Regions from separate parts of the Mus musculus genome. Here regions 2, 3, 4, 5, 6 and 7 are each linked to region 1. A link is a loop called in an ENCODE intact Hi-C map of the cell type or tissue named here. Cell type or tissue: heart. All regions are shown on one strand. Each heading gives the region's core, and the rest is flanking DNA. Links, peaks and the distances in the headings are about the cores only. Region 1 holds the start of Cul1 (cullin 1). Region 2 holds the start of Ezh2 (enhancer of zeste 2 polycomb repressive complex 2 subunit). Region 3 overlaps Cul1 (cullin 1). Region 4 overlaps Cul1 (cullin 1). Region 5 holds the start of Gm40371 (a long non-coding RNA gene). Region 6 overlaps Cul1 (cullin 1). Region 7 has its middle 57 kb from the start of Gm35280.

Region 1 (4,390 bases), core at 167-4,166:
TCTGAGTAGTAAACATGCTGTGAGCAGGCTTCAATGTTCTTCCAGCAAAATACTGGAAAAAAAAAAAAACTGGCAAACTTAAGAAAAAATCCTGCACCCCAACCCATACCTGAAGGCACACATGGGAAGCTAGCAATGAGGTATTTTAAAAATAGCTATTTTAAAAATAGCTAATCTAAAACTTGCGTTTTTTCCAGTTCATTATTGTTTCTAATTTACAAAGAGATTTTAATCCCATTGACTTTGTCCTGATAAAGACCTTTGGGACAGTTTTGAGCTTTGATTCTGGTGTCACTCTCTTTCCAAACTGGCTCATCCAAAGAGATATCCATTTTGCTGAGACAGAGAAGATGAAGAGTGTTTTGAGCATGAAAGTTACTATTATATCTTTTTATCCTGTTAGGTAGGGTTATCTGCTCAGAACAGATGCCACCTGGTTGCAAAGTGGACACAGGTGAATGAACAAATCAATGAAAATGATAGTATTGACAGTAAATAAGATACTTTAAAACAAGGAATGGAGGCAGGGCGAATCAGGGAGTGGATTCAGATAGATTAAATACTTGTATTAAGGCAAAATGGGTTGGAGAAAACCCTCAAGTTGACATACAAACTCATATCCAGAGGTGAAAAATCACAGGAAAGGAGACCATATAGACTGGTGAGACTGAAGACAACAGATTAGGAAATATAGAGAGGAAGTAAACTGTTTTCTATGAATACATGGGAATCCAGTTTAAAATGAAAGCCAAAATATACAAGGAACAAGCCTTACATTTATCTCCACCCTTACCATATGTCTACAGAAAAGTTACTAAAAACATGTTTCTTTTGAATGAGTTATTGAGGTGTTTGACATAAAACAAATTAAAAACCTTTTCCCCAGACAAACGTAAAGATAATATAATTTGGTATACACATGCAGAAACAACACTTCTAAAAAATACTTAATAGATGTTGACAAAAAGCTACAGTTCGATAGAAGACACTAAACCAGCAGTTCTTAACTTCCTAATGCTGTGACTCTTTAATACAGTTCACCAGGTGACCCCCAATCAGAAAATGGTTTTTGTTGCTATTTCATAACTGTAATTTTGCTGCTATGAATCGTAATGTAAATGTGTTTGGAGATAGAAGTTTGTCCAACGGGTGTCCATCCACAGAATGAGAACTGCTGGACTACACACCAGTGGGACTTTCTTTTGAGAGGAAGCACGGGTTACTCAAGTTGTGGATTTGAGACCTGTCAGGTCTGCTGAGGATTTCTGCCCCGAAATGGTGCATTAGAAAGAATCTCTGTGGTGTTCTAGTTTGGTGAAAAGTTACAGAAGTTACATCAAATACATCTTTGGCCCAGATGATGAGCTAACTGAAAATCTTCCCTTGCTAGTTCACAGAATTAAATGGCAGATCTAAGCTAGGATATTAAAACAGCTGCCTCTAACAAGGTATGGGGTAAATCCATTCTTTCTCCAGCCTCTCACCTGTGGCTAGGGGTGTTGCCAAATTTACAATTGAATATTACAAAGCACAAGATGACAGCAGCTGATTTCCAATGGGTGAGATTATTCTAGATGTAAGAATACTACTTCATGCCATCCCAGGTTGGAATCGCAACTCCCAACTCTCCCTAACTAAACCATATACAGTGAAAGTGAAAAAAGGCTCTCAAGAAGGAAGGGAGGCCACTGCTGAAAAGTATTAAAGAGGGAGACACACATCCACGTGGGTATGTGGGCAAGCTGGAGGTTTCCGCAGGAGGATCTCCAAGGCCTGCAGGTAGAAAGGGGGGTCGGTGAAGCAGTAGCACTTTTCTCTTGAGTCCGCCTGCCCATTTGACTTTCTCATCTCACGGTTGGGGATACTGCCTCTGGTTCAACTCCAGGACAGGAGACACCAGCCAGGATCAGTGCAGTTGGGACCCATGTCAGCTCCCGGGAGGTGCATGGAGGGGAGGGGCAGGGGAGCTCAAAGCCCCTCTCCCACAGCCGCTTCCGGAAGTGTCTTCAGAGGTCAGAGCCCCCAGCCTCGGCTCGGTCTCCACGAGAAGTCCGAAGTGGCGGGAAGCCGGCACTCGAGAGGCCGCCCCGACGCGAGGGCGGCGGGAAAACCTGGCGGAGGATTCCGCTCGTCCGGCAGGACCCGGCTCGGCGTTTGGGAAGCAGAGGCCATGGCTCGCAGGTAGAAATGCCCGCGCGAAGCGGGTCCTGGCCACGAAGCGGGTGACCAGGGCCTCTGGGGGGGCCGTTTCCGTGCCCCTCCCGCGCCGCCGCAGGCCCGGCGATGGCGGCGACGGTTTCTTGGCTCCCCCGCCCCGGACGCCGATGGCGGTGCGTTCCGGCCCTCCCTCCCCCACGGCTTCGCCCCGCGGTCGCCAGAGCCGGTGAAGCCGGGAGGGCGGGGAGCGGCGGAGGGACGGCGAGAGGGCGGAGGTTGCGTGGTGCAGGCGGCGGCGGCGGCGGCGGGAGGAGGAGGGCCGGCAGGCGGGCAGGGGAGGAGGAGGAGGAGCGGGCGCCGTGTCGCACGCAGCTCCAGGCGGGGCAGCCCGGGCGCTGAGGGACGCGGCCAGACCTCGGCGGGCCCCGCGAGCACTACACGCCGTCGCCCGAGCGTCGGGGGGCGCCCGGAGATGCGGGTGAGTAGCGGCTCGGGCCGCGGTGGCGGGAGGCAGCGCAGGCCACGGCGGAGCCGCGGCGTCGCAGTGACTCGGGCCGCGGCGTCCGAGCCCGGGCTGCCGGCGAGGCCTGAGGCGCCGCGCCGCGGCTAGGCGGAATGGCGGCCGGGCCGGAGAAGTCGTGGGCGTAGGACGCCGAGGGCGGAGCGGAGCGGCCAGGCCCGGCCTGAGTCACCCGGCCGGCCAGGCTCGGCCTGGGCCGGGACTCGCAGGGCCAGGCCCTGGCTACGCACTGGGAAAAAGCCGGACTCACCGCGGCCTGTGGCGCCGACCTCGGCGCCTCACGCGCCACCCCTCCCTTCCCCTCGGCCCTGGGGGTTCCGCTTGGCCGGGGTGGCTCAGGGCCGGGGGACTCGTGCTCTCGGGGATCCGGGGGCACTCATTGTTGCGACGGTGCGGGGCATGATTATTGGGTAACAGTGGTGCCGGGCTCCGTTCTCTCTGGGAGCGTGGCCGAGCAAGGCGCGCCGGGATGCGGTGTGCTTTTCCAAAGGAACGGAGCCCCCGGGCGTCCGCCAGCTCTCCTCAGTCGAACTGGGCCCTCCCTGTGCGGCGGCCTCGGCGCGTCCCCGGTCCCGGCGGGAGCGCGCGCTCTGACCCCAAAGGTAACCCGGCACCGGGCCAGGAGGACTGAGTCGGGGGCTGTAGACTCTGCGGGCCTCTATTCTTAAATCCCGCGTGGCCCTGAGAACCCCCTCTTTCTGTCACCTGTGCACTGTGTTGTTACTCAGGAGATAACTAAGAAAGCAAGGAACACTTGCACTCTCATTCCTTGAGCCTAAGCCCCAAAGTTAAGGGAGCTAGGTATGCCAAAAAAGGAGGATTCCCCTTTTCTGAGAGGTCACTGTTGATACTTGTGGTTAGTTCACAGTCGTTGGGGGTTTGTGGGACGGGCACGCATGCCGAAATGCAGTCAAGTTGTTCAAGTGCTTTTAGTTGCCCTGTGTGTACTTGCTCTTTGCTGGAGTAGCATTAAAACAGCCAAAAGCTAAGAATGGAATAAATGATTACTGTTTTAGAAAGGCACTGGGGTGACAAAAGAGGAACTAAGCTCCTTTTACTTCAATTTTTAGGACCTAAACCTAACACTCTGAAGAAGCCAGTGTAGTTGAGGAAAATAAGGATATGAGGTCTTTCTTTGTTTGAGAAGGCTTTAAGATTTCTCTTTTTACTTAAAACTTGTATTTGTTGCTTCCCATAGTAAGTTGAAACAGTTATAGCTCATTTTAAATTCTGAGTATGCAACACAACACTGGCTTGTTTTATCTTCTATTCTGCCCATTTTTGGAGGTTTTGGGGAGCATTTACTAAGCCTTAAGCCTGGGAGAAAAGACCAAAGTGCTTTCTAAAAATGCTAACCTTTCTCTTTCCTCCCTGTTGGCATCATCTTTAAAAAACTGTTTTGCCCAAAAGACAACCAATTTTAGATAGGCTAGGGTGTTTGTAAGATACATCTTTCCTGAGTCTTATGGTCAGGCCCTGGAAGGTGTGGCCCAAATTCCTAGTATGTCACATACATCTGAAGTCTGAGCTAATTTGGCCAGGTGTCTTTAGATATTACATAGACTCTGTTGTTCAGGGAACTCCACCTTCTTGCGCTAATTAATTTTGTCAGTGCAGGCTTATTTCCCATACATGTGACTATGAAATCATTGAAGACACAGACTAAGTCCTTTACTTTGTAACCCTCAGATAACAGAACATGATCTTGCTGGT
Region 2 (4,390 bases), core at 268-4,267, 140 kb after region 1:
CCTAGCCTGTCTGCTTTGCCAATTTTCTTTATTATTGAGGAAGAATATGTGAACCCATGCATGAACACATAAGATAGCTTTTTTGGGGAGTCGGTTCTCTCTTCCCCTGTACCAGGTTCCAGGAATCAAACTTGGGTTTCATAGTAAGCAGTTTTATTTATATCTCACTGTTTTCCAAATTTCTCTGTCAATTTATTTCACTGTATCTTTCCAATTTCCTTAAATCACTTGGTTATTAACTATTCTCTGGAAACTACCAACCTAAGTGTTAGGCAACCAATCAAAAATAGGACAGAAACTTTGTCCCACAACACTTAGACAGTGTGAAGCATAAACAAGTGAACAATTTGATACATGCAATAATATAAGTATGAACAAAACTCTGTGAGTGTCTGAGACTTCTGGGACAACATCTCTAAAATAAAGCACATACTCTGATGGACCTTTCTCTGAATTTAATGAATTGTTCCTTTCTACCCATGTTCCACCGTAAAGATTCTACCAACCTATAACTACTATGGAATGTACTGAAAAATTCACCATCTACACTGACATAAAGACTTCAAAGCTAATCTATAAACCATTTCTATAGCCCATAAATCATTTTATCAGCAGAGAAATTTTCCTTTGTTCGTTTTTTTAAGGCAAATCAACTTTCTTCATTATTATTTAAAGGCTAGTAATAAAATAAATCTAAACTTCTTGAGCATATGACTTCAAAGGATAAAGGACAACCTAAAGCAAATGAATTTTGGTGTGATTTGGAAAATCTGACTAAAACCTTTACATAGCCAACACAAAAATAATCACATGTATCCATGCAAAAGAATATCAGTACCAAAAAGAACACTTCTAGCTACACATGTCAACAAGTGGCTTTTTCTATCCCTATTTAGACTTCTTAAACATTTCTCATTTCTACCGAAACATAAGGCAATATTTTCAACCAATTCTTCAGAGAGTTAAGGAAATATATGTGGCAAGTACAAAACAGCAAATGTCAACTACAGGAAAAAATCACATATTCAGGCAAAACTGAATTGTTAAATTCTAAACTAATTTTCTACCAAAATTCTATACAACTAGCTCACCTCATAATGAATGAGATTATCAATAGGATTTTAATGTAAACATAAACCTTATGCTACAATCTCAACATTTAGAGCTGCACCTGGAATGTCTATTCTACGATGCTCCTGCAAATCAGAAACAACAGAAATTTGACACTGCATTTCTTTGTCTCCATTCATATGAAACCGTAAATTAGCAGATGTACTTTAGGTCTTCATTAGATGAAACAGTGCAACAAGAGTCTGTTCTTTTGGTTTTTTTTTGTTTTTTTTTTTAAGAAATATATTCAAAACCCATCAAAATTAGAATATAGGATGCAATTTTCCTAAGTTTTCCTAATGCAATTTTCATTCTCTAGTACACCTCTCCAAAGAGAAAAGGCAGGATTCTTTTCGTTTAAGACCAGAATCCAATCCGTTTCCAACTTGAGAATACAAGAACAGGAAATTAAATATAACCTAAATATTTCCACATTCTTCTAAGTAAAATTGACTTTTATTCCTGAATATGAATTCACTGCTAATATTCATTAATAAAAAGTAATTGAAAATACATTTTTAAATCGCCAAAAATATAAACTACATTCAACTGTGACAGCATTAGTATTTTTCAAATGTTTTATGTGCCATTAAAAACCCATAGAATTAAACTGATAACGACTTTCCTGAAACTGAAAAGGCGTTGTAGCGTTGTTGTACGGTATTTTAAATATCAAAGACAAATTTTTACTTCAGATGAATTTAGATTCTACAGATCCTGTTAATAAGCAAAGTAAGTTTCTTTGAATTGTGACAAGAATACACTCGAATTTCTTAGGCAACAAATGCCTTTTCTGACTCACCAAAGCTATTGTTCACGGGAAACGTGACCCACTAAAAAGAAACTGTCAATTCTACAGCGTAAACCCACATTTCTCGTGGGTATTTTATTTCGATCATCTAGTCTTTAACAACCTACCCCTGGAGATTTGGGGAATAATCACTGAGTAAATGACAGTTGATTTCGTTAGCACCTGTCACCATTCTCAAAAGCACACAAGTTGGCCAAAACAGATTTTGTTTTTCTTTCAGGTTTTGGTCCTTTAGAAAGTAGAACTCACAAGACATTCACCAAGTTTTCCGAAAGCCCGTGCTTTCTCAATTTCTCCCATTTTCAAAAAGTAGCCCTGAAGCATACGATCTGGTGCGTGCAAGGGGGGCTGTATAATGAAGTGAGAGAAGGAAACACAGCTGGACTCTTCCATCGAACTTAGCACAAAGCCAGTCGAGGACACTAGCAGCCCGAGGCAGTGGGAGACTCCCGGCTCTCGGGGAAATGTCAGCCGCAGGGCTAAGGGAGTTCCCACATTGTGCACGCAGTCCCGCCTTAGCAAGGCCCGGCGTTAGCCGGTCGCCCCCAGCAGGGCCAGGCAAGGACGAGCCCTGCCCACTCGCGCTCGCGTCGCGCCTCCCCACGCCCCCACCCGCGCGGCGGGAGCCCCGAGTGTCGCGTCCTCCCCTCCCCTTCCGAGACACAGTCTGTCCTTTGTCTGAGTGCAGACTCTCGACTCGGTCCCACCAACTTGTGTGTAAGTCCCGTCCTACCCGGGCGCTCCCGCCTCCCAGCCACACAAAGAAGACTTGAGGCTCAGCGCTGCCGGCCCCGATCGGCCACAGGAACGCCCCCAGCCCCGGCCAGGCGGGACCAGGCTCCGGGACAGAAGCCCCCACTCCCGGCCCCCGCCCGCCCGCGTCTGCCGGAATCCACAGTTCACTCGTGGGACCGCGGGGACCGCCACACACCTCACGACCGCTCAGAAAGCTGTCCCCTAGCCCTCCCTCCGCGCCTACAAAAGCGGCGCTCGAGTGAGACCCGCTTGGGCGATGCCGAAGACTGGCCAGGCACCCGCGCGGAGGTCCCGCGATCGCCGCCGCCGCCGCCGCCGCCCCGGGGCGCGTTCCAGATCCCTGACTGCCGACCACCGGCGGCCGACGGCGCGGACTACCTTCGTCCCGCGCGCCAGCCCGCGCCTCTCCCGCGCGTCGCCCCCAACCCGCCGCCACCGCCACCGCCGCCGCCGGGACTCCACTGCCTTCGATGTCCCACTGGGTGTCGGACGCGACCGGACCGAGCGCCAAACGCAGCAACCCAATCGCCATCGCTTTTATTTGGCCCCCCCAGCACTATCAAGCGCCTCTCCGATTGGAGGATGCGAGAGGGCGCCCGTCCAATCAGAGGGCCGAACGGGCTGGGAGCCTTCGGAGCGAGCTCCAGCCCTGGGAGCGCGAGGCTCACCAGCGCGTGCGCGAGTGACAGGGCTCGCTCTGAGGAACGCGGCTTGCTGGGTGGAAGCACCACAGTCGCTGTCTTTGTTCTTTTGCCAACGTGCGGTACCTCTCAGGAAAGCCATGGACAGGCAGGCGGAGGCCGGGCACTTGGCGGGACCCGAAGCCCGCTATGGGCAGGAGGCGGGGAGGTCGGGATGGCGGGAACCGGCCGGGGGGCGGGCCAGCTCTTGGCGGGAATGGGCGCTGAGTGGTTCTCGGGAGGGGGAGGGGAGGAGACGGGCGGGCGCCTGAGCCAAGTTTGAAATAGTTCAAAACTCGGGTTGGTAACGGTCTTAACCGCCCTCTTCTCCGGCGTGCCATACTGGGCCCGGGGTCCAACACTTTTGTTGGCGCCACTGAAAGGAAGGCGTGTGACCGGCCCCACAGGGGATTCAATGCGGGGCGGCCCTCGCTCCTCACGGAGAGCACCAGTAGGCAGATAAAGTTAGTGCGGTTCCTTTCGGCACCTTGGAGGCTTTGGCTAGCAAAACTGGTGCCTAATCCCCTGACGACGGAAGAAAAGGCGACCAGATTTCTCTGAAAGGCCTTCCAAGCTGCGTTTATGGTTCTTAGCACTTATCAAGGTTTCAAGTTGTTTATTAACAACTTTTGAGAGCAAATAGCTCACCCCATGTTTTCTCAGCAAAGTGTAAGGAGTTTGCAACATTTGTCAATGGCATCTTGGGAGTCAACCTTTCTCCCCGAGGAATAGAAATGAGCTGCTTATACAGTACGCAGCCCAACCCCCACTCCCTGTTCAGTTATCTGGCAATGAGGTGAATAATGGTATTTCAAATTTACTTTTAATAAGATGCATCTGAATGGCAAAATCCCACAGACCTGTGAAAACAGGTTCAATAGTGAAGAGTTCAGACTGAGAATTTGTAACACTCTGGAAGTTATGTATCTGTATTGGTCGTGGTTCTCTAGAGGAACAGGTTGAATGAATGAATGAATAAATGAATGTATTCATTCCTTCACTGATAGAATGGATAGAGAACTGAGAATGAATA
Region 3 (4,390 bases), core at 166-4,165, 68 kb after region 1:
TTCACAAGTAAAACTTACTTCATTCCTTGAAAAGGTCTCAGTAGTGAGCTGGTAATGGTAATTAAACTGTAGAGTATGTGACGAAAACTACTCACTAGTTTAACCTTTGTACTTCCACATTGATAAGTTAATTAAGTAACCATTATACCTGGTGTGGAGGTCTCTGGCAACTTAAACATACACATAATGTATAAATGGTATGCATCCCCAAAATAATTTTTGTTCTACTATGCATAAAAATTAAACTTATAATTAATGTCTCTATACCTGGTGTATGTTTATATTATAGGTATGCTCATATATTTATGCTTATATAGGGTACATTTCAGGAGAAAAATGAGTCTTTTCAGTGTTTGAAAGGTATCTTTAAGAAAAATGTCCATTCCCCTGGTTGTGACATTTTGTATTCCCTCTCCTTTTTTGCCTCTGAAGAATGCTTTTCATGAAAGCAGGTTGTACCTTTCCCATGTTTTCACATTTCCTCTTTCTTTCCTCTGGACCACGAAGGCGTCCACATTTCAGATGGCAATCCTGCTTCAGTATAACACAGAAGACGCCTATACTGTGCAGCAGTTGACTGACAGCACTCAGATTAAAATGGTATTTCCACTGTTTGGTACTCACGCTATACTCTCAAGCTGCCTCTTCTTTGTTCATTGGGATGTTGTGGAAAGGGGGAGAGGACATGGGTTTCTTTGGCTTACTAGATGTTAGCAGCATGGAGAAAAAAGTAAAAGCAGTAAACTCTGACCAAGGCACCAGAAGACCAGGCCAGATAGATCCACAGAGAGCATTTCACTGGGGTGTCTGACACCTTGGATGCCAACAGGACCACTGAGTTCTCATGGTTGAGTCAGAGAAGTTTATATAATGGGCAAGGTTCACTTGAGCCAAAAGTTAACCTGACTAGTCTCAAACTTGTGTGAGGAGCATCCAGCACATTCCTGGTACTGGTGGTACTAAGGTCTAGGGTGTAAAGCTCCATGTGCCACTATCACGACTTTATAACTTTATAGTATTTAAGCAAATTGTTTTGGAGAAAACATGGGTTCTCAGGCAGGCATGGTGGCCAGCACCTGTGATGGTGGTGGCCAGTTCCAGCTGTGTCCTTATAAACCTTTATGCCAGTTTCATAAGGGTGTTAAGAAATGCTCTCTTTTGTCAGCATTATAAGGACAGTGTGAGATGCTCTATTTTTTTTAAGGGTTTCTCTGTGTAGCCCTGGCTATCCAGGAACTCTCTTTGTAATCCATGCTGGCTATGAACTCAGAGAGATCTGCCTGACTCTACCTCCCATGTGCTAGGCTTAATGGTGTGTGCTACCACCACTGTCCCTTGAAATGCTGTTTTAAACCCAGTCAGTCACTGTCTGTCTCTGTCTCTATCTCTGTGTGTGTGTGTGTGTGTGTGTGTGTGTGTGTGTGTGTGTGTGTGTGTGTAGATATATGTACTTGTTTGTATTCACGTGTTGGAGACTAGAAGTAGATGTCACTGTGGTGCACATGTCATTCTTTCTTTGAAGCAGCGTCTGTCAGTGAATCTGGAGCTTATCCATTCAGCTAGGCTGCACAGCAGTAAGACTTGGGGATTCACTCATTTATTCCCCATAGCACTCCAGACAAGGCTGAGCTTTCACGTGAGTGCTGGGAAGCAGATAAAAGATTTTTTAACTTTCCTCATTCACTTTATTTTTTGTTTGGTTGGGATTTTCTGTTGCTGTTGTTGAAATAGTCACCTGTACTCTAGGATGACCTCAGATTCACTGAGTAGGTAGAGAATGCCTTAAACTAACTTACTGTCCTGTCTTTGTACATACATCTGTGTATCTGTGATAGATTACTGGCATGCTCCACACCCGTTTTTATGCAGTGCAGGAGATTGAATCCAGGGCCTTGGGCATGCTAGCCAAGTACTCCACCAGTTAAGAAGTGGTCCCTGCCCCCATTTAATTTTTTAGTTGACATGTGTACTTACTGATGGGTACACTGCTGTACATGCATTTTTTTTTTTTAAATTTCAATGAAACCTACTTTTTTTTTTTTTTTTTTGCTGGCTGGTTGGAAGGGTTGACAGGTCTGCCTCTCTAGTCTCTGCTTGGCCTTCTCCTCGATGCCACACCAATCTTTCTACTTCTTTGTATTACTAGAATTACCTTATGGGTCTTTAGCTGCCCTCCTCCAGACCCCAGTGCATAGCTGTCACTTCTCTGACAGCATGGGAGCCTTGGTTAAGAGTGCAGGTGAGAAAGTTAAGTCCCCATGCCATGAGGCTTGATGGTTCTGGAAATCACCAGAGCAGCTAATAACTACAGAGGTCATATGATGCACTGAATTGCCAACTAAAGCCAAGTTGGCAGCAAGTCAGCTGCCTCCAAGTCTCAGCATGTTCATGAATGCAGTGCAACTTTGGTTCTGCTGAAGCTCCTTACTGCTTCGTTCGCATGTTCAGGGGTGTAGTTTACTGGTAGAACACTTGCCTGGCACACAAAGCCTTGGGTTTGATCCACAGCACCACATAAATGTCTTATGAACCTTCAGACATCGAAGAAGTGAATCATTTCCTGTAGGTTTCATTGAAGAAGCAGGCCATATATTGTGTCCAGTGTTTGTGGGAAACTGCATTATTATTGCCTTTGAATAGTGGGTGCTTCAGGCCATAAAGAACAAGCCATGTCACTTTCTCTGACTAGTTCTGCTTTGAGGTGATGACCATTTCTGTGAGGCTGGGCCTCTGGGACAGGCACTGTAAAGAAGTATTCTTCCTCCTTGCTTACCATCTTTCTCTGATTGCAGGACATTTTGGCACAAGTCCTACAGATTTTACTGAAGTCGAAATTGCTGGTATGTTTGTATACTTTGTGTTGAGCTAGAAGACACCCTTTCCCTAGGATGTGCCTAGTAACAGTTATTTTCTTCTAGGTCTTAGAAGATGAAAATGCCAATGTTGATGAGGTGGAATTGAAGCCAGACACCTTAATAAAGTTATATCTTGGTTATAAAAAGTAAGAAAAATCTAACATGTAGCTGCTGGTCTTATCCCCTGGCACTGGCCTACTTCAGGATCGGCACGAGCCAGGGGAACTGGACTCTGCTTTTAATGCTGAGTTTGATTTTCTTTATCTTGAAAATAAGTCTTGAGTGGCTCATATGGCATGTTTAGACCTTTATATCAAGTTATTTTGGTGTTATTACAATTCACTAAATTGAGGGGTCAAGTGTCACTTCAGTCATCCCTCTGTGGTAAAATTACATAGCATTGGTGGAGGGGCAGTTCGCAGGTAGCAGTAGAAATGATGAGAAATGATATAGAAGAGATGGGTGTGAACCACCTGCCCAGTCCAGGGATGCAAAACGTGTAGTTGAAAGACAGGAAGCAGACTTTTCAATGACCTGTTTCCTCTGTTATCTTGACAGTAAGAAATTGAGGGTTAATATCAATGTACCAATGAAAACTGAACAGAAGCAGGAACAAGAAACTACACACAAAAATATAGAGGAAGACCGCAAACTACTGATTCAGGTGACTGAACCATGTCTGCACTGTACACTTAGGGAAACGTGCTGGCCTTGTATGTGCTCAAACGCTGCCAGAATGACAGTTCGGTGATGGCCAAAGATGACAATGCCTGAAGCCAGCACTTGGTGTCTGAGGGATGAAGTATTTTATGTTCCAAACAAAAGTAGTCTAATCTTCTTGCCTAAGTATTGGGAAGCAGGTAATATGTGGCAGATTAAAGAAACAGGAGATTGGGGGGAAGGGGACCTTCTATTCCTTTAGAGATCCATTTTTTCTTTATTCTTTAGTGCTTTATAGTTGGCCAAAATTAGCCCCTCCAAAATATTTAAGATTTACATTTAGTGTATATGCATGTTTTGTCTATATGTAGTCACATATAGATAGGGTTCATGTATGCTACTGGTGTCCCCAGAGGCCAGGAAAGGATGCTGCATCTCTTTGGTTGTGAGCTACTCCATAGGTCCTGGGAACTGAAACCAGGTCCTCTGGAAGACCTCAGTGCTCTTAAACCACTGCACCATCAATCTAGCCCCTTAGACAAAACATTTTAATGGATAAAGCTGATGGATAGAGCTGATTGCTTGTACCCTCCCTGACCTGTAGGATAGTTGTTACCCTAGCATGGAAGTTGAGTATGAGGTGGTACAGGCTGCCTTGAACTTTCATGCTCAGCTGTTAAACCTCTAAGCATGTGTTTTTCTTGTTGATTGCATAGGCGGCCATCGTGAGAATCATGAAAATGAGGAAGGTCCTGAAACACCAGCAGTTACTTGGTGAAGTCCTCACTCAGCTCTCCTCCAGGTTCAAACCTCGGGTCCCGGTGATCAAGGTACAGGAATTACAGAGCATGGTTAGGAAACTTGTAGCAGAAGGA
Region 4 (4,390 bases), core at 131-4,130, 63 kb after region 1:
CAGGCTAGCCTCAAAACTCCCAGCAGTCCTCCTACCCACAGCTTTCCACATACTGGGTATATAGAGCACACCACCAAATTCAGCCATGTGACTATTTTAAAGTTTTGTTCTTATTTGGTCATTTGTTGGTGCTACATACACTTCATTTTCAAGTCACCATCTACTCACCTGACATTTTCCTAATCTTCTTAGCTGTATTCAGAGCTAGAAGCAAGCTGTATAATTAGGCTTGGCTGCCTCCTCTTCGTTATGTTCCCTTAGCTTCTCTCCCCGTCACAGTTTCATTCCTGCAATGTTCAAGGTTTGCCTCTGTCCCACAAACCACATCACCAAATGCTATGAAGGGGGCATAGGTCCCCAAATTTTACTGATTCTGATGTCAATATATTTTATAAAGCTCTCTAAGGCTAAGAAAATACCCACAATGTAAACAATGACAGTTTAACTCTCAGAGCCTGAGCAATGGATCAGCTGTTAAAGACACTTGCTGTTCCTGTAGAGGACCTGGGTTTACTTCCTAGTATCCAATTGGGCAGCTCACAAACATCTGTAATTCCAGTTCCAGGGAATCTGATGCCTTCTATTGGCCTGCATAGGTTCCTGTGTGTATATGTGGTGCTCATACAGACAAGCAGGCATACACACATACACATAAACCCTTTTTATTTTTTAAGTTAACAAGTCATCATCAGTGAGCTGGAAAATAATTGTACAAAAGGTAGGCCATGCAGCATCTTCAGACTGTGGGCGTAGATCAGTAGCAAAACCGAAACAGCTCACTATTGGGAGAATTGTGTTACCTGCTTTGTACGTGGTGGGGAAACATTGGGTAAGGTCACTTGCTATCTCAGATTGTAGGGAGCAATTGTAAGAATGCAGCTCACTTACTGATATTTAAATGGGTTGTCTTGAAGGGAAACTTCATAATATTATAATTAACTTCTGTCAGTTTTCATCTTAGATATCCTAGTGGCTATTTTGTAATCTCTTCCATGATGGGGTACAATGTGAGGCTGCCAGATTGCCTTAGGAGAGGAAAGTGACCTCCCCTAGCTCACCAGCTGATCTGAGAACTCATTATTAAATACTTGAAGCCACGTGGGATACTGCTAGTTTGGCAGAGTGGTATGTGTGCATGTCTGCTTGCTTGTTTGTAAACACCTTGCCCTTTTAAATTTCAGTTCCAAGAACCCAGAAGAGGCAGAACTAGAAGACACCCTCAATCAAGTGGTAAGGTGTTTCATGGCCACACCCATTGCCCTTTGTAAGGCTCTTTTTATATTGGGCCTGAAATATGCAAAGTCATAAGTATTTTGATTTCGAATTTATGGTTTTACTCCTAAATTTTACTTTTAATGTTGGTACTTCGCTTCTTTTTTGTTTTAAATTTTCAAAGATTATTTTATTGTATGCATATGAGTGTTTTGCCTGTGTACATGTATGTATATGTACTACATGTGTGCTTGTGCCTGAGGAAGTCAGAAGGGTGTTCTATCTCCTGGAACTAGAGATGGTTGTGAGCCACCATGTGCTAGGAATGGAACTCAGGTCCTCTGCAAGAACAGCAAGTACCCTAATCCTCTGAGCCATTTCTCCAGCCTTAGTACTTTGCTTCTTGCTACTAAGTCTAGTCCAGTCAACTGGGATTTAAGGAATGGATGGCGCTATTTATTGTGAACATTTCAGGGTGAGTTTGTGCCAGGTTAGAACATAGGCCCACCCAAAACCAAGCAGCTCCTGGAGGTAGCTAGAGACAAATGGGCTTGTGAGTTAGTTTCACTAAGGTGTTCTTTCCCTGGCTTTGCCAGATGGTGGTCTTCAAGTACATCGAGGACAAAGATGTATTTCAGAAGTTCTATGCAAAGATGCTTGCCAAGAGACTGGTACATCAAAACAGTGCGAGTGACGATGCTGAAGCAAGCATGATCTCCAAGTTAAAGGTACTATTCTTTTCCTGGAGAATCCCAATTTCCTCAGGGTTTATTGACTTGGTTCGTGCAGTGTGAGACCTGCTTTCCAGCCAGGCCTCCGGTGCTTTCCTTCCTCTGCCACCCTGTTTAGGGTTCTTCTGTTCCATGTAGCCCTTCCTTGGCCAGGCTCTGCTCACCTTTGCCACATCCTCACCTGCTTCCCACACATCCAGCCTTGTTGGCTCTGTGTGAATGCTTAGTGGTTTTCTTAGCTCAGACTGCCAAAACAAAATACCATGGGCCAGGAAACTTAGGCAAAGAAATGAACTCTCCATTCTGGGGACTCAGAAGTCTTAAAAATCTAGATCTTGTTTTTGAAGCAGGCTCTCCTGGCTCTCAGTCAACCACTGTTTGGCCCATTACTCACAGGGTAACATCCTCTTAAAGAGGCACCCTACACTCATGAACGCACAAGGACTCATCTTCAGATACCTCCACACCAGAGGTTTAAACTTCAGCAGGCACATTCTAAAAAAAGACAGTTTAGTGGTAGAATAAGGGACTAGCAGATTATTTGGGCTATTGGAAGGGTTTGGCTTGAGGGTCATTGACAGCCCAGGCTAGCCTCTTCCTGCTGAGTACGGTGCTTTCAGATGTGCAACATTCCACCTGTTTCTAAATTATTTCCTATCGTAATCTCTTTAAATTGCAGCTTTAAATGCTGCAATATGTTTACTGCATATTGAAGACCCAATTGTCCAACTTTTAATGGTCTTTTAGAACATAAAACTTTAATCTGTATATATTTATGCCATAAGATATGACTAAATCTTAGTAATAGCTTCAAAGAACTTAAGAAAAAATATATTGTATTGTGATTTCTCTAAAAATCCCTTATATGCATTGCATACATTCATGTTTCTATACAAATTAATGAGACAGTTGCCTGGGTTTATTTCAGCAAGCTTGTGGTTTTGAGTACACTTCCAAACTTCAGCGAATGTTTCAAGACATTGGTGTAAGCAAAGATCTGAATGAACAGTTCAAAAAACACCTGACGAATTCAGAACCGCTGGACTGTGAGTACTGAGTGCTCATAGCAGGGCTCTTTGGGCTCTTGGTAGCAGATGAGAGAAGTGACATAATACGGAGTGAGGGTGGTAAATGGGGTCAGAGTTTCCAAGACTTAGAAGCAGGCGTTTCCTTCCAAGTGCTCTCTCCTCCTCCTGACACCCAGATGGGATGGTGGCAGCTTTGCTGAGTGAGACCAGTCAGGTCTGCCTCGCTCTGTGCTGATCCATGGGCTTGTTGTGCCTTTGAACCTGAGTTTGAATACATTTCTTTCTTCTCTCTCTTACTTGTTTTTGAAGAAAGTTGGAGAATTTTATTCTTCCCAAATCAAAATTGCTGTCATCATTAAGCTTGTATTGCTAATGGACATCTACGTTATCTGTGAAAATGAAAGTGTCCTAATTAATAGGTTCCAGAAGTCTCTACTGTCGGTCTTGACAGTAGTACATGGTACACAAGTTGTGGTGGAGGTAGTGCTTTGCTCTTGTGCTTTCCATTTTCTTGTATTTGGGTCTGTTAAATCAATCATTCCTGGTCACCATCCATTGCTTGTGCATGCTGAACTTCATATCCAGAAGGGGAAAAAATAAAATTGATCAAGGCAGATCAGCTTAGAAACTCTATATTGACAGTAAAGTGGAAAACCATTGCCCTGGAGGACAACAGTTGCTAGGTTCTTCAACCTTTGGTTTGAAGTTTTGATCTAGGACATCTCACTGTGTATGTGTAGCCTACTAGACTTGTAATGAATTTTTAAATCTTTTGACTATTTCTTGTGTGTGTGTGTGTGTGTGTGTGTGTGTGTGTGTAACAATAGAATTTTAAAATTTGTAGAGTAATTAAATGTGTTCCTTCCCACAGTGGACTTCAGTATTCAGGTCCTGAGTTCTGGATCGTGGCCCTTTCAGCAGTCTTGCACGTTTGCCTTGCCGTCAGAGGTAAGGATAGTTTTGGTTTTGTTTCTTGGTCTCTTTCAGCTGGCAAGAGGGAAAAGGGCTGCCTGACCTTAGTGTGCTGACCGAAGTGCTGTGTAAGCAGTCAGTGCACTGTTTGTGGGGAATGTGAAATGGGCCTGTGTTAAATAGCGAAAGGCTCTCTGTTGCAGCAAACAGTGTTGACTTATTCCCGACAAGCAGAGTCTCACTGGTTACATGGTAAACTCTTGATGTACCTACTGGGCATGAGGTAGAAACCTGCTTTGGTACTCACTCTGCAGTCTTAAAGTGTTCACGAGACGGTCCCCGGCATTTGTAGTTCACTTCTCTGTAAGCACTGATTTTGTTCTCAGAACTTGGGGCAGGGACTTTTATTTAGAAATGCTGACTGTAGAATGGAAAGCCATGGATGCCGCATAGTGCTGTTCTTTCATCTAGTTGGAGCGCAGTTATCAGCGATTTACAGCTTTCTAC
Region 5 (4,390 bases), core at 183-4,182, 200 kb after region 1:
GTAGAAGGACGGGTTCTTGAGCCCGAGAAACAGTGCTCAAGATAAAGGTCTTGGGAGGGAGAGCCTGAGATGAACATGAGAGTCAATGTGTGTGTGTGTGTGTGTGTGTGTGTGTGTGTGTGTGTGTGTGTGATTCAAGTGTGGGAGGCCCTTCAGATTGCACAGGCCACCCACCGGGCTAGGAACTACATCCATCTGGAGCCTTCTGGGCAGAGGACAGGCACGCATCCCTGCCCAGGAAGAGACAACCCTGTGTAGGTGCTTAAGGTTCCAGGATTCCCAAGTGCTCACCTGGAAGCCCAAAGACCTCGGGCCCTCTACAGACTGGCCTTAGGACCCTGGTCTCTCTTCTCCACAGGCCTCATCTTCCTCCTCTTCCTCCTTCTCCTTTTCCTCCTCCTCCTCGTCCTCCTCGTCCTCTTTCTGCTCCTCCTCCTCCTCCTTTGTTCCTTCTATCAACACATCATTTGTCCACCCACTCATCTATTCACCCATCCCCACCACACCCCACATCCATCACCATCAGCATCAGCATAGCATCACCATCACCATCACCATCAGCAGCAGCAGCAGCAGCAGCAGCAGCAGCAGCAGCAGCAGCAGCAGGGACAGCAGAGAAAGCAGCAGCTGGAACAGGCTTCCTCCACCCCACCCGGAATCCCAAAGAAACTTCACTGGGTCTTAGAAATTGAAACATGTGTCCCTTTGGGCTGGCATATGCCTGGACCCACAGGACACAAACTCATGGGGGCAAATGCAGGAAAGGACCTCTGCCAGGGGGTGTGTCATGAATGGCTGGGTAATGCCCACCCCTACAGATCCTACGCCAAGCTGCCCACTGCTCTGAATCCCCCAGGCCATGGAGCCCACATAGGAACACCCACCAAGGGAATCACCTCTAGGCAAGGCTACTGCAGAAGAGCAGACATACACACAACTGGCTTCCTCCTCCTTATCAGAGCATGTCCGCACTGGCAACGAGTGACTTTTTCTTGGTGACAGGCTGAACTGAAAATGCAACCAGAGAAGACAGGTCAAGACCTTTGGGTCTTGAAGGAAACTAAGCAAGCAAGCAAGCAAGCAAGCAAGCAAACGTGGAATGAAGGAAGAAAGGAAGGAAGGAAGGAAGGGAGGAAGGAAGGAAGGAAGGAAGGAAAGAAGAAAGGAAGCAACCAGGGGAGCAAGCACGGGAACAAGCGGGGGAACAAGCAGACAAGCCAACAAGCAAGGCAGCAAGCAGAAATTCTTGAGTGTTGAGCTGAGTAAGGAAAGCTTAGGAAAAGCTATAGGTTTTCCAAACTAGGTCAATCCCTGTGTGCCTCTGCAGACTGGGGCTAACTTTGGGTGCTCATGTTCTTTTGTGAAGAGGATGGCCCATTCTAGCAATATGGTGTAGTTGGTGTGTCAAGCGTTTGAGGTAAGGCAGAGAAGGCAGGCTTCCGGGACCTGCCTGGTAGTGATCGTGCAACTGAAAAGTGAAGGTCGATTGTGTGTGTGTGTGTGTGTGTGTGTGTGTGTGTGTGTGTGTGAGTGTTGATTTTTCTTTTTTGTCAAAAGCAATAAAGAAGGAGGAAGGTAAAAAGTGAGGCTAAGGTCTGTGTGCTACTAGGTGAGGCCAAGTTGTAAATGGAGGATGGTGTGGGGATTGGTTGGGGTAGGGTAGGGTAGGGTAGGGTAGGGCAGGAGATGGGTTGCAAGGCGTCTGGAGGCTAGGCAAGTCGATGATAGGGTAGAGAGAAAGTGTTGAGGGGGCTGCTGTGCTGTGTGTGTGTGAGGGTGTTGAGAGTAGGTTGTGAGTTGTGGAGTGAAGGAAGAGGTGATGGTGTGTGCATAAGGGTGTGAAGAGGAGTGAGGGTGAAAAGAGAGCAGTGCGGGCATGGTTGTGTGTGTGTGTTTGTGTGAAGCGGGCCTAAAGAGAGAGGAGCCGAGGAGAAAAAAAATGTGTAGCCCAGGCTGGCCTCGAACTCGTGATCCTCCTGCCTCTGCCTCCTTCAGCAAATCCTACCGGCGTGCGCCACCACAACCGGCGAGCGAGCCCCGCGACACACACATACTCCAAACGCACACTCCATGACGACACGCGACGGGACAGCCTCCAAGCCTCACACACTACCAATGCCCAGCGCCCAGCGCCTATCATGCGCTCACACCAACCACACTCACATCGCAAGCCCACACACAAACGCGCACACTCTCACAACGCCTCCTCCTTAGCACAAACAACAACAACAACAACAACAACAACAACAACAACAGCAGCAGCAACAGCAGCAGCAGCAACAGCAGCAGCAGCAGCAACAACAACAACACCACTCCCGAGGACGCCCACACCCCTGCAAACAAACTGCCTCCCTCGCCCGAGACTCCGGAGCGCGCCCGACCCCTAGTGGTCGGCATGGGAACTGACACTCCGCGCCCCGGACCACCCACTGGGGGCTACAACCGCGCCCAGGACTCCTGAAGCCCGCTCGCTGTGCATCCAGCCTCCAGCCTCGAGCGACCGTCTCTACTCCTCTTGCTGCTTGCTTGATGCTCCTCTTGCTCTTCTTGTCCTGTCGCCGTCCAGACCCCACTTCGCACATAACTCTCTCCGGGAACGCTCAGAAAAAGCAGCAAGCGACCCTGGCCCTTCCACGCGGGCGACTGACCCACGACAGCAACAGCAAAACCGCAAACTCCCAACGCTCGCTCGATGGCCCTTCGTCTACACCGGCCCTCCTCCGCCCTCCCGGACCTCCAGGCCTCGCTGACAGTTCTCCACTCCTAAAGCGAGCCGGAGGCTCAGCGGGAGCACCCCGTGCTCCAACCTGGTGCTCCTCCAACACCCACAGCTCTGCTTTTCTTTCTTCCCTTTCTGGAAGGCCTGGGCCTTGGGCCACGAGACCACCCTGACCACAGCCAAGTCTCCGGGGCCAGGAGCCAGGCCCTCCACTTGGACCCACACAGTTCCCCACACTCGGGACCCCACGCCCACGCGGACTGGGACTGCCCGTGTTAGCCTCGCAGGAAGAACTGCAGTGGGCAAGTGAGCCTCCTGGAATCGCCCCAGCGGTCCACCGGCCCAAGCTTGTGCTCTGCTCTGCTGGGTGTACCCTGGAGAAGCGGGGGCCCCAGGACCTTTGGCCCAGCATGGCTTCTTACTCCTGAGGGGTCTGCCTTCTCCTGCCTCTCTTTGCTAGATCCCTCATGGCCCTGGCGTGCTGGGATTGGGCAAGGCAAGACACTCACTGCCTGCAACCTCCTGTGATTGCCCTCCTGGGTGATGCCCCCACCCCACCCCACCCCACCCCACCCCACCCCACCCCACCCCTGCTCTGATGGGCCAGAGGCTTGCGGATCGACCTGAGGAGGAATCCTCTTGAGATAATGCTGTTGAGATGAATTCATGATCAGTTGTAATTCCTGTTTGGTCTAAGTCCTTTCGGGAAATGAGTTGGATTTAAATCATGGGGGGCGGGGGTTTGGGGAGACTGAGGGTAGTCGACAGAAAGTCTACTTCGGGATCAAGACTAGAATGTTCCCCTTCCTCATAGAACAGCAAGAGAGCTGCATCGTTGAGAGAAGGAGCACATGAGCTTCCGTGCCTTCAAAAAATGTACTCGTAGGAGCAAGAAAATTAGGCCTGGGACAAGTTCATGCTCACAGAGAGCATCCGTTCAACGTTGGGCCTGACTTCCTGGATCTTGTGATCTAAGCCTGTGGCCATAAGTGCTCGGTGTGCACCTCGAAGAGACACACGGCTAGGAATAAACAGCAAATCGCTCTATTACGAGTGTCAGAATAGAGGGTAGGCGATTGCCCAGATTACCTGAACAACACGACTTCAAAACGAAACAAAACGAAACGAAACGAAAGGTGCACAACAGATGATGATCGGTCTCCCGCTAAATACAAAGTGTCACCAGTCAAGCACAGAAAAAACACTTGCTAACCTAGGCTCCATTGCCTTAAACTTTGTTCATCAGTTAAGACAAGAGTTAAGTCCATCTAGTGGAGAGAAAGAAGGATGGGAAAAGTTTCTTAGGCGTGAATGTCAAAACAAAATTATGTCATCAAGGCTCCTGGTGTAGTTTCCTTTTGTGGGATGATTTTAATCTGGTTTTGGAAGAATATGTTTCTGGGGTGATGGCTTTTAGAGAATATGTGACCTGTGGCTACCAGGTAATCTTCTTACACACAGAGAGTGCTGTCTTGGGTGGTATAAAAAGGCTGAGAGAAAAAACAAACAAACAAACAAACAAACAAACAAGCAAACAATGTTCTTGGCGCCAGCACGTTTCCATCCACCAAATGTGCACATGTGGAGATGTGGATATGGAGATGTGGGTGTGGGTAAAACGGTTGGAGCCTGCTTATTGGAGCTTGCTCCATCCATCTGATATGTCTGTCT
Region 6 (4,390 bases), core at 184-4,183, 54 kb after region 1:
TTTATTCCTTTTTGTTTCTAATGGAGTTAATCAGGGTCATTTTCAAGAACCTTAGGGTACTTAGTCATTTAAATATGGTCCTGGTGTTCCATGGTCTACATGAGACAGCAATGGTAAAGATACCTGCTGTCACAAATTAGTTCCCAGTTACTACTTGTTTTTTTTTTGCTACTTTTTTTTTTTTTTTTTTTTTGGTTTTTTTGAGACAGGGTTTCTCTGTATAGCTCTGGCTGTCCTGGAATTCACTTTGTAGACCAGGCTGGCCTTGAACTCAGAAATCCACCTGCCTCTGCCTCCCGAGTGCTAGGATCAAAGGTGTGCGCCACCACGCCCGGTGGGACCTGCTACTTCTTTTCTGCTTGGCCCCTGCAAGGAAGCTCTGTAAACTCACTATAGTCCGCATCCCTGTGGAGAATTCACAAGGACATCAAAGCCTACCCTCTCTTCTGAGAAGGAGTAGTTTTGTTTTCCTGACCAAGATGATATATGTTCTCCCAAAAACAGATTGACTTAAAAGAAGAAGAATGATAGTATCTTGGGTATTCTAAGAAAGAAGACCAACATGTGGACACTTCATTCCTCCTTAGAATAGGGAACAAAATACCCATGGAAGGAGTTACAGAGACATAGTTTGGAGCTAAGATGAAAGGATCCAGAGACTACCGCACCCGGGGATCCATCCCATAATCAGCCACCAACCCCAGACACTATTGCAGGGACCCTGACATAGCTCTCTCGTAGGAGGCTATGCCAGTGCCTGGCAAATACAGAAGTGGATACTCACAGTCATCTATAGGATGAAACACAGGGCCCCCCAATGGAGGAGCTAGAGAAATCACCCAAGGAACTGAAGGGATCTGCAACCCTACAGGTGGAACAACAATATGAACTAACCAGTACCCCTAGAGCTCCTATCTCTAGCTGCATATGTAGCAGAAGATGGCCTAGTCTGCCATCATTGGGAAGAGAGGTCCCTAGTTCTTACAAACTTTATATGCCCCAATACAGGGGAACACCAGGGCCAAGAAGTGGGAGTGAGTGGGTAGGGGAGCAGGGTGGGGGGAGGGTATAGGGAACTTTCAGGATAGCATTTAAAATGTAAATAAAGAAAATATCTAATAAAATAAAATAAAAATAAACAGCTACTAAACAGAAAAAAAGAAGAATGATAGTTCATTATCTGATTTTACTTACCAGACCAGAATGTTGCTGTGGGTTTTTGGGGGGCGTGGGGGCTTGTTTTGCTTTGTTTTGTTTAAACTTACACATTAATGATTTGGAATATTTTAGTGGATAATATTTTGTTTATCAAGTGTACTATGAATTACCTTGATATTTGAGTTTCTTACTAGAAATATATTAACTTCTAACATTTTGTGGTTTTTTTGTGACTTATCTGTTCCTCATTCCAGCTTTTTTGGATATACTTACTGCTTTGTTAGAGGTCATTCTGTGTTTAGGATATGGACTTGGTGATTAATACACAGTTTACTGTTTAAGCTTACTTTGCATGATAAGCTTTCTGCTGAGTATGAGTGTGCTATGGCTCAAGCTGCTTTCCTGTGATTGAATAACCACTCGTGATCACATTTAATGGTCCAAGCTCTCCTAGTCGGTTTTCTGGGTATTGAATGTTTATTTAATTCTAATAGTAATTCTCCAAATTTGAAAAGTCTGTGTGGAGAGTAAATACAACTCTTGTCTTCTCTTATTCAGATCATCTGAGTAATTCAAGACTTAACTGCAGTTTCTTCCTTGTTCTGATGTCTGCAGTGACCCTACCCCCACATGTTTCTGGTGACAGATTCTAAAATATACTGTCTTTCTTGAGTTTCTGTTGTGTTAAATTGTCTGTTAGCCCCTCTTTCTTGGAAAGAAATTCAAGAAGTTGAGACTCTGCGGTGTCCAAGTGGGCTTTAGAAGTGTGTTTTTAGTGCTTGACAAGGGAAGGCTGCTGTGTTCGACCATCCTTCCTTTTTTTCCTTTTTTTTTTTTTTACTCCTTATTACTGATTATTATTTCTGAATGGTCATTTCTAGGATCATATTGGTATGACCCTTGACTTCAAACAGCTTTCAGACCAAAGTAGAGCGTCCTAATCCAGTGTTCGCATGCTGAAGAAGACCTGTAGGTTTTTCCCACAGGGGTGGGGAATATTGCCTTCAAGATGTGAAATACCATTTACCCAAAGAAAAATGATAGGAAGACATTTGAACTGTTAATTATGATAATGTTCTTAAGGCACTTAAAGGACTAGAGCTTGTATTTCAGAAAGAGTAGAATAGACCAGTGACTTTATAATATGGTTGGCAGTCACCCTACAGTCTAAAGTCCTATTTCTCTTTTCTTAATCATGCTTTACTGGAATATTTGTGAATTTAATTTGTTGTTCACATACTAGTTCTTTAAAAGTGAAGCAAGCCATTCATTGGTTTACTTTGATTGAATTTTCTACAGGCTGAAGCTCGTTTGCTTGAGGAACAGCGGAGAGTTCAGGTTTACCTCCACGAGAGCACACAAGATGAACTAGCACGGAAATGTGAGCAGGTCCTCATTGAAAAACACTTGGAAATTTTTCACACAGAGTTTCAGAATTTATTGGATGCTGACAAGAATGAAGGTGAATATAATTTGTTCCATACACTTCTGTTGGTATTACCAATGGTGGGCAGATTGTTTTGTTTTTTATGTTTGAGTATTCCTCCTTCTATCCTTTTAAAAGATGAAAAGATGTTTTTGTTTTGTTTTTAGTTCCCTTATTTGTTCCTCGGTGCTGGTGGGAGCTGTTAGTGATTCAGTCACATTGTTTTGGGATTTAGGACTTTCCATCTTTACCATAAATTGAAAACATATGAAATGAAAAATTTGAGGATTCCTTTTGTGACTTATAGTTGAAAGAGGTATCTATATTAAGTTTATTTTTTAGGCAAATATTTTAGTACCTTTTGGGGGCATAAATAGCTTATCAAGATTTTAGAAAGCATTCAGTGCTTTTCCTCAATGGTACATTAGCAGATTCTTGTGGTAAAGGGGAAATATAATTTTAATAACCTGACCCCGTTGTTGATTTTAACAAAGTACACCAGATCTAGAAGATGGTTTCCTATTTCACAGTGTTTTTCACTTGATATAAGTACTTAATGAACAGAATAAGTATGCACAGTTGGTTTCCATGCATACAATTGGTTCCTTTTTTTCTTTCAGATTTGGGCCGCATGTATAATCTTGTATCTAGAATTCAGGATGGCCTAGGAGAATTGAAAAAACTACTAGAGACACATATTCATAATCAGGGTCTTGCAGCAATTGAGAAGTGTGGAGAAGCTGCTCTAAATGTAAGTAGGACCTGACTGAAAAGCAATTGAGCCCATTATTTTCACATGCCAACTGCAGGTGTGTGTGGTGAATCTTTGTACAGTTTTACCGATACAGAGAACCTGTTTTGACTTTTTTTTGTTTTTGTTTTTTTTTTGTTTTTTTCAAGACAGGGTTTCTCTGTATAGCCCTGGCTGTCCTGGAATTCACTTTGTAGACCAGGCTGGCCTTGAACTCAGAAATCCCCCTGCCTCTGCCTCCCGAGTGCTGGGATTAAAGGCATGTGGCACCACGCCTGGCTCTGTTTTGACTTTTGAAAGTAGAATGTTGACAAAATCCTTAAATTATTCTAGCATTGCCTCCCTTCCAGCCCCCTTTAAGATGGATTTCATTATGTAGCCCATGCTTGAATTTACAGAGATCCATCTACTGCCTCTTTACTTCTGCCTCCTTAAAGATTTGCACCACCACACCTAGCTCTCTCCAGCACCTTTTTAAGTATTGATAGTCTCCTTTTTAATTTTTGTCTTCTTTTAGTGTTTCTGTCTGAATGCATGTATGTCTGAGGAGGTCAGAATAGAGAGGGTCTCAGCGCTCCTGGAACCGGAGTTATGAATGGTTGTGAGCCATTGTTTAGGTGCTGGGGACTGAACCCTGACACTCTGGAAGAGCATCCAGTGATCTTAACTGCCTCTAGCCTCTCTGTTTTTGTTTTGTTTTGTTTTAATGTTTTTTTACTTTGTTTGTTCATTTATATTTTTTCACTATGTTAAAAAATGGCTTTGTGTTTATGGGTGTGGTGCCCACAGAAGCCAGATTTGTTGTGAGTCACCCAATTTGCATGCTGAGAAATAAACTCTGGTCTTCTGCAAGAACAATACATGTTCTTAACTGATGAGCCATCACTTAACCTAAATTTGTGAATGATAGGTCTGTAACCTTGGGAGAACAAGAATAGTTTAGATTTTTCTTGTAGAACAAAACTACACACAAGCACAGAAAAACATACAATAATCTTTTAAATCTAGCATGACAAAACTCATTTTATATCCAGGATACTCTTTTTTTTTTTTTT
Region 7 (4,390 bases), core at 159-4,158, 140 kb before region 1:
AACGAATTTTCCCCCTTTAAACTGTTGAGTCTCCACTTCATAATCCTGATGGAAAAAAAAAAGTTTCTTCCTTACATATGTATTTTCCTTAGGAACCATCCAAAGTGTTTCTTGGATTCAAATGAGGAAGCTAGAAAGCAGGCCAACGGAATCAAAAGAAACAACATAATGACTCCAAGTGTCATTGAAGTGTGGAGTGAAGAGAAATGTGCTTCTGCTAGCAAACCTAGAAGTTTCCCACAAGCTCCCCCCTTGTTTTTACATGTGGTTCTGTAGACCACAGTGTGTTCCATTTACATAGAACCCTACTGTCAGGATCAAGTTCCATAAGGATTGCACATTCCTAGCCCTAAGTGCCTGCAATGACCCAGCTTCCCCCAAATCTCACCCTCTCCAAAACAGCTCCACACATTGCTGAAGACAGTCCCATGTGTCTAAAATTATTACTGCAGAGAAGCAAATCCAATCACGCCCAAGTCAATTCTGACCCTCCTCTCAGCCTGATGCGGTACCACGGAAGGTGATACCACATCAGGCCCAACATTTAGTGCTTCTGTTCATCCCAACTGATGGGGGAACAGTAGCAGACTCAAGATGATAGGATAGCATCTTTTGAAGTCTTTGCCTGCCCCCTGGAGCCCTTGCTTCCTGTTGAATACATCTACTTTGTTCCATTAAGGCACCTTCTGGCTGCCTCCCTTTTACTGTGGCCTGAGTATTGCAGGCTTATTGATCGGCTGGAGCATTCTTTGTGAGCTCTGGGAAAGTGCCAGTGAGGACATAGCCCTTTGCCAGCTGCAACCTGAGTGCTTTCCTCCCTTCACCCCAGACTGAGGCACTGCCCTGCAGTGGCCACTCCATGCTCCCCCGTGTGCTTGTGATAGGGTCTTCAATTGATCCTTTAGGATGACGCTTACCCTATGCACAGTGTAGCATAGGGAGCTGGGCCACATCAGTCAGTTTTTCTGAGGGAATCTGTATAGCATTACCATAGGTCAGAACAAATACATCCACTGTTGCACCAACAGTTTCAAGTTGGGGCTGTCTTAGTCAGGGTTTCTATTCCTGCACAAACATCATGACCAAGAAGCAGTTGGGGGGGGAAAGGATTTATTTGGCTTACACTTCCATACTGCTGTTCATCACCAAAGGAAGTCAGGACTGGAACTCAAGCAGGTCAGGAAGCAGGAGCTGTTGCAGAGGCCATGGAGGGATGTTCTTTACTGGCTTGCCTCCCCTGGCTTTCTCAGCCTGCTCTCTTATAGAACCCAAGACTACCAGCCCAGAGATGGCCCCACCCACAAGGGGCCTTTCCCCCTTGATCACTAATTGAGAAAATGCCTTACAGCTGGATCTCATGGAGGTATTTCCTCAACTGAAGCTCCTTTCTCTGTGATAACTCCAGCTGTGTCAAGTTGACACAAAACTAGCCAATACAGGGGCCATTTTTAAAATGCAAAGAAGTGTAATCATGAGGTATTTGCTTTGTTGTGTTTTTATGATGCTCTTAACTATGGGTTAACAGTCAAAAAAAAACTTTGTTTTTTTTTTCTTAAGTTGGAAGCATAAAAATTACTCCCCCTCCCCCTTTCATGGGGAAATACAGATAATTTAGTTTCAATGTTGAAATATTTGACATCATTAAATATCACTGAAAGTAGAAAGACAAAAAGTCAAGAACTGTCACTTACATGGGTTTACATACATACAGGCAGGCAGGACATACATACATGTACAGGCAGGAGAGAAAATATATTTAATATACTCATGCGAATGAAGGAAAATGATGTGACTATACACAAACAACCGAGGAGCAGAAGACAGGAACAAAACCAGGAAGGCAGATAATGAAGCAGGAATGCAAATCTCTCGGATTCCGATCTGAGAACCGAGGATGCCACTTTTACAACGTGAGAGTTTCAGGGCCTGGAGAGATGTGTTAATGCTTAAGAGCGTGTGTTCTCACAGAAGATCTAGGATCGGTTCCTAGCGGAGGCTCACAACCATTCATAACTCCAGTTCTAGGGAGTTAACACCCTCTTCTGGCCTCTCAGGCACTGCACACAAGTAGTGCACAGACATACATACAAGAAAATAAAGCTCATACATGCGAAGTGAAGTGAATCAGGTCCAAAAGAGTGACAGCTGACACAAGTGTGTGGCAAAATGGTGAGAGCCCACTTTCCTACCTTATCTACATGATCTAAGGCACTTAAAATTGAGGGTATATAATGAGCCTGTCCGTGGTTGGAAGTACTAGACACTAGCTGTTTTGCCACTCCGTTTAGTCTTACAGTTATTTAAATGCTCTAACTGAAACTTGGACAGTCACATCATTAGAGGCAAATGACATCTAGAAATTTGTTTTTATACTGTTGTAAATTCTCCAACAACCTATGTCTGAGGGCAGATAGGAGTCCTGTTCAAGGCTTCAATTTTAATAGAGAAGATTTCCTTTATTTTTGCCATGCTGATAAATTTCAGATTTTAAACAAACAAAAAATCCATGTGAAATTCTCTTCCAACATAGAATAGGAAGGACAAAACAATTTCAGTATTGAGCCACTAGATGGCAGATTCCTACAGTCTGAGGAACGAATAGGGATCCAAAAAAACAAAAACCCAAGAACGTATTTTTTAAATGTGTTCAAAATCAAATACTTGCTCCGTATGTAATTTAGAAAGTGTCTGTGACTTAAGTCCAAAGAGGAAATGTGATAAGATTAAAAACAAACAAACAAACAAAAACCCTTTTATTTCATCTACATCTGCTAGAGTTTAATAAAAAGTGGGACCCATAGGGATTCATAGAAAAAAAGAAACAAATGTTCTCTCCATGGTTTTCGCTGAGTCTCTCCCCGGAGGAAATGTGCTTTTATAACATCTCCAGCTTGTATTGACTCTTATGCTCTAGCCACCCCAGAGTTTATCCTTGACTCAAACCTTTGCCACTCGATGGCTGCTAGTCAGCCTGGATCAGCTACAGATCAGTGCCTGCATGGAAACCTGAGTCGGGATCCTGCCTCTGCCTTTGGCCAGCTGTGTACACCTCTAACCTGTCTAAGGCCTGAGGTCTGCAAGCCTTGGTACTGGTGTGTGCGCCTATATCTGTGTCCGTGTCCGTGTCCGTGTCCGTGTCCGTGTCCGTGTCCGTGTCTGTGTCAGCAGATGCATGCCTAACAGCCTGTGTTCCAGCTGGGAAATAAAGGATAACTTACCTGCCCACAGTTCCTCACAAGCTCTTCAAGCTCCCAGCTTCCCTCGGCCCTCTTCCTCTCCCATCATGGAAGCTTGGACCTCACAGCTTGGACAAGCATCTCTCTGTAATCTGAATTTACATTTAGCATCATATCTGACTTTGATTTAGTTTGTTTTGGTTTGACTTTGGTTTATAACCTTTATCAAAACAAAGGAATTTGCTCTGAAGCCAGGGGGGTTGAGTCTGACTTTTGTTTCTGTGTTTAATCATGGGTTACTGTGGAACATTTCCAAATCTTTGGAAATAACTAGCTGTTCACATGCAGTTGTGAGATTTAATAGACTCCATCTGCCCTTCACTGTACACACTCAGCATCATCTTTAGGCGCTATAGCACATATCACAACCAGGAAATTGGCATCCGAGTCATGCAGAGTTCACCAGTTTTCCTAGCACTCCTTTGCTTGTGTATATTTAATTTCTGCAACTTTATCACATGTGTAGATCTCTGGGACCACTGCCTCAACCAGGATACAGAACATTCCAATGAATCTTTTACAGCCACTGTGACCTTCCTCTTTGCCCTTGGCCTCTGGGAATCGTGAGGATCATTAGTGTCCAAACTGTAATTTTACCTTTTCAAGGTTTTATCAATGGAAGCAACCTGGGAGGTACCATCTGGGACTGGGTGGGTCTTATTCAGAATAATCCTTTTGAGATCCATCTGAATTGTATATATCACTAGATTACTCATTTTTATTGCTAAGTAGTATTCCACACAATGTATGCATCATAGTATGTTTAGCTATACATGCAATAAGAGATTTATGTGTTGTTTGCAGTTTGGGACAAGTACAGTTAAATCTGCTTTAAAAATTCACATAAAGTTTTGTGTGTGTGTGTGTGTGTGTGTGTATGTGTGTGTGTGTGTGTGTGTGTGTGTAAAAATAAGTTTCATTTTATCTTGGGGGGAAAAAAGAGCAAGAGTGCATTACTTGTGACCATATGGTAAACACGTGTTTAGTTTTATAGGGAGTTGCCAGTGTTTTCCAGAGAAAGTATGACATTTATGTTACTTTGAGGAATGTTTGAGAGTGTCTCTTTTTCCATGTCCTCACCACCATGTTTGTCTGTTCGGTTGGTTGTTGGTTGGTTGGGGTGTCTGTTGTTACTATTTTGGCCATTATGACAC

What was found. Peaks named below come from ENCODE experiments on the same cell type or tissue, not always from the same donor. Only the 100,000 strongest peaks of a DNase experiment are listed, where the experiment ranks them.
Region 2: it touches region 1 in a loop (4-fold over the local background); 8 of 42 quality-filtered maps call a loop at or near these places.
Region 3: a loop joins it to region 1, with 1.9 times the contacts of the local background. A loop is called at or near these places in 2 of 42 quality-filtered maps.
Region 4: a loop joins it to region 1, with 2.0 times the contacts of the local background. A loop is called at or near these places in 3 of 42 quality-filtered maps.
Region 5: a loop joins it to region 1, with 4 times the contacts of the local background. A loop is called at or near these places in 7 of 42 quality-filtered maps.
Region 6: a loop joins it to region 1, with 2.6 times the contacts of the local background. A loop is called at or near these places in 5 of 42 quality-filtered maps.
Region 7: a loop joins it to region 1, with 2.2 times the contacts of the local background. A loop is called at or near these places in 12 of 42 quality-filtered maps.

What each region holds. Positions count from the first base shown.
Region 1 is chr6:47,451,849-47,456,238 of GRCm38, forward strand. Cul1 (cullin 1) reads left to right here and starts at 2,471. Exons shown (of 22, transcript NM_012042.4): 1 at 2,471-2,635. In heart, for the core only: no CTCF peak of the experiment used is centred there; DNase peaks (open chromatin) are centred at 2,413, 2,913 and 3,033; H3K4me3 peaks cover 3,121 bases; H3K27ac peaks cover 2,495 bases.
Region 2 is chr6:47,591,839-47,596,228 of GRCm38, forward strand. It overlaps Ezh2 (enhancer of zeste 2 polycomb repressive complex 2 subunit), which reads right to left and starts at 3,192. Exons shown (of 20, transcript NM_007971.2): 1 at 3,056-3,192. It overlaps F830010H11Rik (RIKEN cDNA F830010H11 gene), which reads left to right and starts at 3,371. Exons shown (of 1, transcript NR_168258.1): 1 at 3,371-4,390. In heart, for the core only: a CTCF peak has its summit at 2,518; DNase peaks (open chromatin) are centred at 2,523 and 3,263; H3K4me3 peaks cover 3,391 bases; H3K27ac peaks cover 2,445 bases.
Region 3 is chr6:47,520,286-47,524,675 of GRCm38, forward strand. Cul1 (cullin 1) reads left to right here. Exons shown (of 22, transcript NM_012042.4): 17 at 508-600; 18 at 2,793-2,840; 19 at 2,919-3,001; 20 at 3,414-3,519; 21 at 4,232-4,345. Among named protein-coding and RNA genes, the nearest start is that of Cul1, 68 kb to the left of the region's middle. In heart, for the core only: no CTCF peak of the experiment used is centred there; no DNase peak of the experiment used is centred there.
Region 4 is chr6:47,515,294-47,519,683 of GRCm38, forward strand. Cul1 (cullin 1) reads left to right here. Exons shown (of 22, transcript NM_012042.4): 12 at 1,182-1,230; 13 at 1,809-1,940; 14 at 2,872-2,989; 15 at 3,843-3,919; 16 at 4,355-4,390. Among named protein-coding and RNA genes, the nearest start is that of Cul1, 63 kb to the left of the region's middle. In heart, for the core only: no CTCF peak of the experiment used is centred there; no DNase peak of the experiment used is centred there.
Region 5 is chr6:47,648,828-47,653,217 of GRCm38, forward strand. It overlaps Gm40371 (a long non-coding RNA gene), which reads right to left and starts at 2,493. Exons shown (of 3, transcript XR_003956297.1): 1 at 2,431-2,493; 2 at 292-1,008. It also overlaps a transcript of Gm40369 not described here. In heart, for the core only: a CTCF peak has its summit at 2,396 (motif pointing left); DNase peaks (open chromatin) are centred at 884, 2,064 and 2,374; H3K4me3 peaks cover 1,380 bases; H3K27ac peaks cover 745 bases; H3K27me3 peaks cover 681 bases.
Region 6 is chr6:47,505,769-47,510,158 of GRCm38, forward strand. It overlaps Cul1 (cullin 1), which reads left to right. Exons shown (of 22, transcript NM_012042.4): 8 at 2,458-2,620; 9 at 3,205-3,335. Among named protein-coding and RNA genes, the nearest start is that of Cul1, 54 kb to the left of the region's middle. In heart, for the core only: no CTCF peak of the experiment used is centred there; no DNase peak of the experiment used is centred there.
Region 7 is chr6:47,312,110-47,316,499 of GRCm38, forward strand. No RefSeq gene overlaps it. Among named protein-coding and RNA genes, the nearest start is that of Gm35280, 57 kb to the left of the region's middle. In heart, for the core only: a CTCF peak has its summit at 2,559 (motif pointing right); no DNase peak of the experiment used is centred there; H3K4me3 peaks cover 452 bases.